2 separate regions of the Homo sapiens genome follow, and region 2 is linked to region 1. Evidence: chromatin contacts called from ENCODE Hi-C or POLR2A ChIA-PET data. All regions are on one chromosome and are shown on one strand. Each heading gives the region's core, a stretch centred on a gene start or an enhancer-like site at or near the end of the contact. The rest is flanking DNA. Distances are from core to core; before and after follow the strand shown.

Evidence for each region. A loop is a pair of places that touch in the nucleus more often than their neighbours do. ChIA-PET counts read pairs that join two places held with the same protein, here RNA polymerase II (POLR2A). Pooled maps may share reads with other maps.
Region 2: a loop to region 1 is called in a pooled map, with 7 times the contacts of the local background. The contact joins the promoter of DNMT3A here to the promoter of SF3B6 in region 1. A Hi-C loop is called at or near these places in 1 of 37 single-sample maps with no recorded cell type and 4 of 50 pooled maps. POLR2A ChIA-PET finds 5 or more read pairs at or near these places in 1 of 52 experiments (activated naive CD4-positive, alpha-beta T cell).

The regions. Positions count from the first base shown.
Region 1 is chr2:24,072,829-24,078,203 of GRCh38, reverse strand. SF3B6 (splicing factor 3b subunit 6) reads left to right here and starts at 1,878. Exons shown (of 4, transcript NM_016047.4): 1 at 1,878-2,004; 2 at 4,010-4,128. The coding sequence starts at 1,975. It overlaps TP53I3 (tumor protein p53 inducible protein 3), which reads left to right. Exons shown (of 5, transcript NM_004881.5): 5 at 443-771. The coding sequence ends at 625. It also overlaps a transcript of FAM228B not described here. RefSeq lists a silencer at 1,004-1,653 and enhancers at 1,764-1,993, 1,528-2,059, 2,060-2,592.
Region 2 is chr2:25,338,740-25,343,645 of GRCh38, reverse strand. DNMT3A (DNA methyltransferase 3 alpha) reads left to right here and starts at 1,721. Exons shown (of 23, transcript NM_022552.5): 1 at 1,721-1,820. RefSeq lists an enhancer at 809-928 and silencers at 1,049-1,528, 1,589-1,798, 2,089-2,258, 2,359-2,598, 2,879-2,998.

The DNA of each region.
Region 1 (5,375 bases), core at 629-3,128:
AGATATATGGGGGTGGGGGGTGTAAAACTAGTGGAAGATAAGGGTTACTTCCTTAAGTGTATTTATTCAGTTCCATTGCAGCCCCGTTTCCAGTCTCTGGTGATAAGGGCTTTTTGCCCTAGTATGGGGAGGGTACCCCTCTCAGAGGAATCTTTATGACTTGCTACATGCAAGAAGAGACAGGTCAGCTAGCCTTTTCTGAAACTACAATTTCTCCAATGCTTTCACCTCAAAATTAACAATATACCTATCGGACATATTCTGAGATGGCACATGACTCCTTCAAGGGTATTTCACACACATGCTAGGAAGTGAGGGGTTAAGTGTCCCTGTGTGCTTTTTCAGATACGTGGCTTCAGAGAGAGCAAGAAGGCTGAGGAGGATGAGGAGGGCAGGGTGAGGCTCTCTCCCCAGGCTGATGATCTCCTTTCCCTTGTCTTAGTACAAGCAAATGCTGGTGAATGCTTTCACGGAGCAAATTCTGCCTCACTTCTCCACGGAGGGCCCCCAACGTCTGCTGCCGGTTCTGGACAGAATCTACCCAGTGACCGAAATCCAGGAGGCCCATAAGTACATGGAGGCCAACAAGAACATAGGCAAGATCGTCCTGGAACTGCCCCAGTGAAGGAGGATGGGGCAGGACAGGACGCGGCCACCCCAGGCCTTTCCAGAGCAAACCTGGAGAAGATTCACAATAGACAGGCCAAGAAACCCGGTGCTTCCTCCAGAGCCGTTTAAAGCTGATATGAGGAAATAAAGAGTGAACTGGAAGGGTGGCACGCGGACTGGGGCCGCCGCGGCGGGGTTGAGGTGGGAGTCCGGACGGGCGTCGCAGCGGGGATTACTGAGGCCCGATCAGCTGACGCTCAACCTGAGGGCCCCTCCAGGGACGGAGATTCTGGGTATAGTTACAGCGTCAGCCGTGACACAAGCCGCCAGAACCCCACATATTCCGCCTTGCGCACAGCTAGAGGCCCAGGCCCACCACCTCCGGCACCTGCCCGCGCGCCCCGCAACCAGTGGGCACCACAGCAGGCCCCAGCCCTGCCCGCTACTCACCTGGGCCCCACCCCACCTCTCGCCGCCCTCCTCAGGCCCCACCACCTCCCGCTACACATCTGAGCCCCGCCCCACCTCCACCACTTTCCTCAGCCCCAACCACCTCCTGCTACACTTCTGGGCCCCGCCGCACCTCCACCACCCTCCTCAGGCCCCGATCCCTTCCGCTACTCACCTGGGTCCCGCCCCAGCTCAGTCCTCCTCAGGCCCCGCCTTCGCCCGCTACTCACCTGGGCCCCACCCCACCTCTCGCCACCCTCCTCAGGCCCCACCACCTCCCGCTACACATCTGGGCCCCGCCCCACCGCCACCACCCTCCTCAGGCCCCGCCCCTTCCATTACTCACTTGGGTCCCGCCCCAGCTCACCGCCTTGCTCAGGCCCGGCTCCCTCCCGGATACTCACTTGGGCCCCACCCCAGCTCTCCGCACCCTCCTCAGGCCCCGCCCCCTCCCGCTACTCACCTGGGTCCCGCCCTACCTGTCATAACCCTGCTCAAGCCCCGCCTCCTCCGCTCCCCAGTTACTCACCTGAGACCCGCCCCAGCTCTCCGCCCTCCTCAGGCCCCGCCCTCTCCACCCGGGTTCCTCTGCTCAGGGCCTCCCCGACCGGAACATCTCGCCTTTTGGAGGCTACGCCCCGCCCTTTACGGTACAGAGCCCGGAAGTGTCTTGGACTCTCGCCTTTCCATCTTCCGGCCTCGAGTCTCGCTCAGGCTCGGTTTTACCCCGGAGTCTATTCGAAGGGGGCTGCTACGTCAGCGCGTCTCAGCGTAAGACGGCGCTATTCCGCTGTAACAGCTTCCGGCGGGTCCTGGATGTTGATGTCCTGCATCTAACGCGGTGTAACCCCCGAAGCCGAGCGAGCTCCGGAGGAATTTCAGTATCTGCTACGGTAACTTCATCAGCCCGCCAAGATGGCGATGCAAGCGGCCAAGAGGGCGAACGTGAGTATCGGGTGTTCTGCGGAGGGTGGGAGAACTTCGGGTTTGACTTTCTTAGCGGCGTGGATCGGAGCATTCTTGCTCCTCCTCCGTCCCCAGAGCGGAGAACTCCAGAATTCCTATCCTGTCAGCGAAGACACTATCCGGCCCCATCCTCAGAGATATGCTCCTTGAGCCACATTTCTGTCCCCACCCCTTTTGAGAGTTCCTCAGTCTCTACCCTAGTGTCAGTGATAGTGTTACCCCTATAGCCTCTTTGCTTGACCCGCACCTAAGGACCTGGCGTTAGGATTATCTCCTTGACTTAAAGTCGATATCTCAGAAGAGTCCTCAACTAACTTAATGGTTCACCAACAACTAGGACCTGGGATTCCCCTCAGATCATGGTGCTTTTCGGATCCTTCATTAACACATTAATTAAAACAATATTTTTTGAGCACCTACTATGTATTCTGCTTGCCATGTGGGACATAATTCATCAATTATATTTATTGAATAGCTACTATGTGCCAGACACTAGTCTTACGTATTGGGAATACAGCAGTGAATAAAACAAGTCCTTCTGCTTACATTCTAGTGTTTGAGAGTACAGTGTTACGGAAACTTTTAAAAAAAAAAAACTCAAAAAAGAGATTAGTCAACAGTAAAACGCTTAGAGGTGTAAGATGAAGTTAGGCCGAGTGAGGTGGCTCATGCCTGTAATCCCCGCACTTTTGGAGGCTGAGGTGGGAGGATTGCTTGAGCCCAGGAATTCAAGGCTGCCTTGAGCCATGATTGTGCCACTGCGCAGCACTTCAGCCCAGGAGACAGAGCAAGACCCTGACTCAAAAAAAAAAAAAAAAACAGAAAGAAAGAAAGAAAGAAAGAAAAGACAAGCAATTGACCATTGTATATGTAAATGGAGACTTTTGGTGACCTTGATGATAGGAATCATTTCAGTGGATGAAAACTTGATTGCAGTGGGGTGAAAAGATGGTGGAAGTTGAGAAAATGGAAACAGCAAAGACACTCTGTCCATGAGTTCTCATTTAAATAGGAAGTAGGGAAATTGGATGATAGTTGACTTTTTTTTTTGAGATGGACTCTCACTCTGTCACCCAGGCTGGAGTGCAGTGGCACAGTCTTGGCTCACTGCAACCTCTGTCTCCTGAGTTCAAGCAATTCTCCTGCCTCAGCCTCTTGAGTAGCTGGGATTACAGGTGCCCACCACCATGCCCGGCTAATTTTTGTATTTTTAGTAGAGACAGGGTTTCTCCGTGTTGGCCAGGCTGGTCTCAAACTCCTGACCTCAAGTGATCCACCTGCCTTGGCCTCCCAAAACGCTGGGATTACAGGCATGAGCCACCGCACCCGGCCAGATAGTTGACTTTTTAAAAGATGTGTGATATAGGTGTATCTTTATGCCAATGGGAGCAATCCAGCAGAGTGTGCGAAACATGATATGGAAGAAAGATAGGTTGAGTTTAGAAGTGAAGGTTTTGAGTAGATGAAGGTTGGCGTAGTAATAGAGGGAAAGTAGTTGGATATAGATGAAAAGTATTTCAATTGGTCATGTCTATTTTCTCCAAGAAACAAGAATCAGGGTCATCTCCTGGGATGGGCAGGGAAGAGGGTACAGCCCAACTCAGGTGTTAGCAGGAGTGATGGTGGTAAGGTTTGCAAAGGCCTACACCCACCACCATGCCTGGCTAATTTTTTAAAATTTTTGTAGAGATGGGGGTCTCACTATGTTGTCCAGGCTGGTCTCAAACTCCTGGGCTCAAGTGATCCTCCCACTTTGCCTCCCAAAGTGCTGGGATTATAGGGACCAGCCACTGCACCCAGCCTCTGTTGCTTTTTCAAAGATCTGCCCATTTTCAGAAACATCAAATTATACCTCTTATTCTTGGCTTTTTATTATTACGTATCATTAAGAATTTTTTAAAATGCCCCTAATTATAGGGGCATTTAAATTATAATTTTTTAGAATGCCCCTAATTATAATAACAATACGTATTTCTCATTTTAGATTCGACTTCCACCTGAAGTAAATCGGATATTGTATATAAGAAATTTGCCATACAAAATCACAGCTGAAGAAATGTATGATATATTTGGGAAATATGGACCTATTCGTCAAATCAGAGTGTGAGTCTTACTGAGTCATTTAAAGAAAATGATAGCATAATCTGTAATTTCAGAATTATAGCTGACGATGAGGCCACCCTGTGCTGTGTGCAGTGCGACAACCCTTACCAAGAGCCTTGAGACTAGCAGATTGAGATCAGAGAGATGAGATCTTTTTGAAGGGGGGAGAAAACCTACTGAGACCCTAATGATCCAGCTCAATGAGAGCCAAGAAGAGGATTTGAGTTTCCTCAAAGCATTCATTGAAGTAGTAATGAATGCTTTGAGGAAACTGGTTGAGAAGGGAAAGAACTAACATTTATTGCATACCTGTTATTTGTAAAGCTAGCTTGTTACACTGTGTTTTTTGTATGCAGCAGCTCTATAATTTTCTCAACAATCATCACTGTCTCTTTAAATAACCCCAGAATTTCTGAATAAACTAAGTAAAAGAGTATAAAAGTAACAGAAAAAAATGATATTTTCAACTACAGCTCTTTCAATTGAAGATGTAAAAGTATAGAGGAAAACATCTAATTACAAGCATTCACGTTTTAATTTAATATAAAGATTGGGGTTCATACCTTCAAGTGATATTTACTGGACATCTACTGAATACCATTAACCATAATAAGTGCTTTTATTTGGATCAACAAAACTATAGCCCTGAGAGTAAAGTACCTTTCTATCTTACAGTGCTTAGTGGTAAAATCTTCTGACTCTAAATTGAACCTCTACATTACACAGTACCATAGCCTCTGACACCCGAACTCATATGAAAGGGCTAGTGACTTAAGAGTCCATCTGAAAGGATTTCTAAAGTTTTTATTTTAAAAAAATTATTATTTTACCACAGTAATGACTACGTATAAAGTTTTTATTTCTAGTCGGAATTCCGTCTTGTATGACTTGAGAGCTCCTTCCTGGCTTTAGGACTATGAGGTCTTGAGGACCCTCCTTTTGAATGACACTGTCCCTCCAGAGAGTAAACCAAGAGCTGGAAATACATGATCATTGGTACTCAGATGGGGATGAAAGTGAAAGTGTTATAGACCAGCTGTCCTTTTTAGGAGGTCTCAGTCCTTTGAGCATCTGATAAAAGCTTTAGACTCCTTCCACAGAAGAATACACTCATGTTGCATATATTTCAGGGGATACATGGACTCTAGGTCAAGAAACCCTGCTCTAGATACAGAATGGTATACAAGGCCAGGAGTTCAAGACCTGCCTGGCCAACATGGCGAATCCCTGCCTTGGGGATCAGGAGA
Region 2 (4,906 bases), core at 472-2,971, 1.3 Mb before region 1:
CCTCACAGAGCACTGGGAGTCTCTGGGCCGGTGGGGACCATGGACAGCAGGGCCTATCATCAGTAGGGCGGGGTGGCCACTTGAGTGAGGGTGACACTGAAAACGGCCAGAACTATGGCCTAGAAGCTGGTCTCAGATATCGAGGCTCAGGGTGGGGGTTGGGGAGACGGAGGGACCTGGAAGCATTGGAGAACCTCCCGAAGGAAAACCTTCCCGTCTGTATGAAAGGTCAGCTCCCGGTCCCAGAGAACTTGGCAACTCGGTTCTGTGACGCTAAAAGGGTGGCGTTGGGGGGGCGGGTGCTGGGCTGCATGGGGAGAAGGGAAAAGTAGGATCCGCTTCACTGTGAAGTGAGTCCCACCACCAACTCCAGCAATCCCTGCCCACAAGTAGGATGGCGGGTCCCTGGGAAGGGAGCACGCCATGTCCTGTGCCAGTCAGGGAGCTCAGGGCACTGTGATATAGCTGAAGTGCTGAGTAGAATTCGGGGTGCAGAGCTGCGGGTGGCTGGTGGGGTGCTGGGGCGCGCAAGGAGGCTGGAGGCGGGGGTGGGGGGGTGCCCAGCCCCAAGTCCTACAGCGGCTGCTGGAGGAGTGAGATGAGCACATAGTGAGTGGCTGTGCTGGTGGAATTAGACAGAGGTGCCCCAAGTCAGGAACCTAGAGCCCTGAGCGCTCCATGGGGAAGGAGAACAGCCCCCACGGTGAAGGGGTGAGGGCGGTGTGTAGGCACACACAGAATCTTCCAGCTGGAAGAGACCTTCAATGTCATTTCATTCAACCTCCCACCTCATGAAATCTTTCAGTCTTCCAGTGCCCAACTGAGGACACCCAACTCTACTTGGACACCTCAAGGTACGGGGAACTCACTCCCTTCAAGGCAGCTCATCTCAGAGAGGCTTTGGAGCCTGCGGGACGGCCAGGAGGAGCCTGGCGCTCCGACCTTGGCCCTGTAGAGCAGAGTGGCCTCTACTCCGCGGCGGCACCTGGCTGGGGGTTGCGGCGCGGTTGGGCCAGCGCTGCTGTCCCCAGCCCCAGTGCTGAGGCAGGCAGAGCGCAGTGGGCTCTGGCGGAGGTCGGGAGAACTGCAGGGCGAAGGCCGCCGGGGGCTCCGCGGGCTGCGGGGGGAGGCACTTGACACCGGCCCGGGGAGAGGAGGGGCCGCTGTCCCTGCGGCCAGTGCTGGATGCGGGGACCCAGCGCAGAAGCAGCGCCAGGTAGCGGGGCGCCCAGCGTGGGGAGGGCTGCGGCGAGGCCCGGAGCTCGGCTACGACTCGAGGGGCTCTGAGTGGCCGGGAGCGCGGCCGAGGCGGGGCGCCCGGGGCCCGGCCCCCGGTCTGGGCGGTGCGGGGTCCAGACCTCCGCCAAGCGGCGTGCGGGGACCCCGGCGGGGCCGCAGAGGCCGGGAAGTCGCGCCGAGGGCGCTAGGACCGGCCGCGCGCCCAGGCCGCTCCCGCCGCGGCGCCCCGGGGCCCCCCAGTCGGCGCTGCCTCCCGGGCCGGCTCCGCAGCGCCGGGGCCGGGGCCAGCGCGGCCGCGGGGGGCGAGCGGCGGGCGGAGGCCTGGGCCCGCGGGCGGCCGGAGGGAGGGAAGGAGGAAGGCGGAGAGAAGGGGTGGGAGGGGGGGACCCGGCGGAGGAGGCGGAGAGAGGGAGCGCGACAGCGAGCGGAGGGAGGGAGCGAGCGAGCGAGGCAGGCAGGCGGGCCGGGAGGGAGGGAGGGCGCGCGGGCGGCGGCGGCGGCGAGAGCAGAGGACGAGCCGGGACGCGGCGCCGCGGCACCAGGGCGCGCAGCCGGGCCGGCCCGACCCCACCGGCCATACGGTAATGAGCGCCGCTGCTGGCGGCCCGGAAGGCCGGCCCGGAGGCGGCGGGGAGCCGGGGAGCCGGGCGGGGGGCGCCGCGGCTGGCAGTGCCCGGCTCGGGGCACGCTCCCGGACCCCTGCAACTCGGCGCCGGGCGCCCGTGGGGCCGGGACTGCAGGCGGGGACGGCGGGCCGGGCTGGCCGGGGCGGCGCGGGGGATTTGAGGGTTTGTTTATGTCCCCGCGGGCTCGGCAGGCGCCCCCTCCCGTCCCGCCCGCTCCCGGCGCGGACCCCCCTCCCCGCCCCCGCCCGGCTCCGGGCTCAAGTTCAAGTCTATACAATGCCGCGGGGGGCCCCTCCACCGCCGGCCTGCGCCGCGGTGCCCGGCTCGCCGCTGCCGCAGGGGCCCCGGCCGGGCCGCCCCCGCCTTCCGGGCTCTGCCCCAGCCCCGCGGCCCCGCCTGGAGCCCGCGGCCAGGGCGCCGGAGGGCGCGGACCCCGACCCAGAAGGATCGGCCCCCGCGGCGGCCCGGGGGAGCGGGGGAGGGGGCGGGGGCCGGGCCCCGCGCAGGCTCCGCGGCGGCGGCAGAAAATGGCAGCCTGGCACGACCCGGCCCCCCGCCCCTCCCCCCGGCGCCCGGCCCTCCTCGGCCCCGCGGGGCGGGGGACCCGGGAGGCCCCCGGGGGCGGGCCGAGGGGTGATGGCGGGGCCGGGCCGGGGAGCGCCGCGCCGCGATCCTCCTCCGGCCACCTGTGGCTGGGGGTGCGGGGCGCCGGCGGGGCCGGGAGGGGCGGCGGGGCCGGGGAGAGCGCCCGCCTTGGGGGCACACCTTCCCCCGGAGTGCCGGCGGCACGGAGAGGGGTGGTCGTGCCCGGCTCCTCCCTGTCCCCACCGCGGGCCGTGGGTGCCCGGGCGGCCGCGGTGGCGGCGCCGCAATGTGGGGGCGGGGCGGGGGCGGGCGAGGATCCCGGGCCCGGGCCCGGGCCGCGGGGGCCGGAAAACGCGGGGGTGGAAGTAGCGGGGCCGGGACCGGGAGCGGCGCAGGGGGGGTACGCCCGGGGTCGCCCCTCCAGCACCCCCGCGCACACTCCCACGCACGCGGACACACTCACGCACACGCACCCCGCCGGGCCGGTGCAGACGTGTCCTTGAAAGCTTCGCATCTGCACAGTGAAGGACGAGGCCTCGCCGCGGCTGCGGAGCGGGGTCTTCGGCCCCACGTCCCCGCACCCCGGGAGACCTCGAGCTTCGGAGCCGCAGGCGGCGGCTGTCCGTGTCCCGCCCTCACCCCAGTTCCCCTCCCCCAGGCCGCCCTGCCTTCCCTCCCCTTCGGCGCGGACCGGGCTGGCGCGGGTCCAGGGCCCGCCCCTGGCCTCCCCCAGCCCCTCATCGCTGGGGCCCGCGGCCCTGGGGCTGCCAAACTGCTTTTCGCTTTCCTGAAGCCTCCCTTCTTGGGGGCACCCTCTCCCACCCCAGCGCCCCTCTGCCATTTCTCCCCCTCTCCTCATCCCCTCCGTCCTGGCACCCTCTCTCCGCTGCACGGCCAGTTGAGGAGGTGTTGGCGCCCTGGGCGGGGAGCAGTGCCCTCTGGTTCCCAGGGGCTGCCTCCCCCGGCTCCTGAGGGGAGCCCCCTGCGGCTGCACCTTGACCCAACATGGCGTCTGGCACCCAGCAGGGCAGCTCTGGCCTGCGGCAGGCGGGAGGGTGGGCAGGGCCGAGCCCCAGGGCCGCGCAGCTACCCCCCCTCCAAACCAGCGGGGACAGAAGCCTTGGGGAGAAGCGCTGTCCGCCCTGTGACCCAACTTGCCCCTCACTGCCGTGCCCAGAGACTGCCATCAGCATCCCTGAGGGCCTGCTCAGTCTTCATGTTTCACCCTAGGCTGCCAGCGGCTGAACCCGCCTCCTGGGCGGGCGGCTACGAAGGGATCCTGGGATCAGGTGCTGCTCCAGTGTCGCCTCCTCCCTCGCGGGCAGATGTGACAGCTGCAGCCAGGGGAGCTATTCGCCTTGCTATTGCCTGGGTGTTAGGACTGGCCTGTGGGATTTGGGGGGCCAGGCATCCCGGGGACCCTCTTTGGTTGGCTAGCAGGGGCCATCTCCAGGTAGTTTTCTGAGCTGCCTGCCTTTGGAGAGTTGGGTTGTAGGGAGTTCCTGCTGGGTTTCTGGGGCAAAATGGTCCCCCTCTGCCTCCAGGTTCTACCGAGGCCCTGCTTGGGCTGTGACAGGTGGCTCTGTCAAGGTGGGAGTCTGTGTGTGCACATGTGCTGGCTCCAGGCGAGGGACCAGGCTGGCCTGTGCAGCAGCTCTGGCACCTGCCTGCCTCCCTGGTGGGTCCCCCTCCTCTGTGCAGCTCCTCCCCAGATAAGCAGCTGCGGATTCAGGCCGACCAAACTTCCCTCGTTACCCCACCCAGGCACCAGTGCCTTCCATAGGAGACTGACCCTAAGAAAGGTGAATTCCTTCTAGACTCAAGGAGTGGACTGGTCCACAGGGCTGCCCTCTGAGTCCTTCCTGGAGAAGCCTAGGAAAGGACGCCAGCAGCCATCTGTCAGGGTGTCTGCGGACAGGATTCCTCTGTGGGGTGGGGGTTGGACTAGAGCCGGAAGGTCCATTCCAGCTTTGACATTCTATGGCTCTGATTCTAGTGGTGGAATTTCAGGCCTAGCAATGGGGACAGGGTGGTCTGTTTTTCGGCACATGGCAGTAATAGGGGAAGGCTTCCAAGGAGAAGGAGATATGAGAGAGATCAGGGCGCCCAGCGAGTTGGGCCTTGGGAAGGAGAGGCAGTGTGAGGAGGGTCCCTGCAAGAGACGGGTTGGTCACGTCCGACTCTGCAGAGGGTGTAAAAAGTACAGCCTCCTTTAAGCCTCGGCACGTGTGTATCCTGTAGGTTTGTGTATAAATCCCTGTGTGTGGATAATTTCTGAGGTTTCCTTTTCAAGTCCAATTCACAGTAAGCTCCTCAGTCCCTTATGGATGTTTTACTATCGCTTTCACACCCACCTCTGCCAGTGGTTCTCAAAAAGCTAGGAAGACAGGACAAACGGTAAAATCCTTGTCCAGGGTCACCGGCAGGAAGAAGTGGAGCCAGGCCTGCACTCGGGG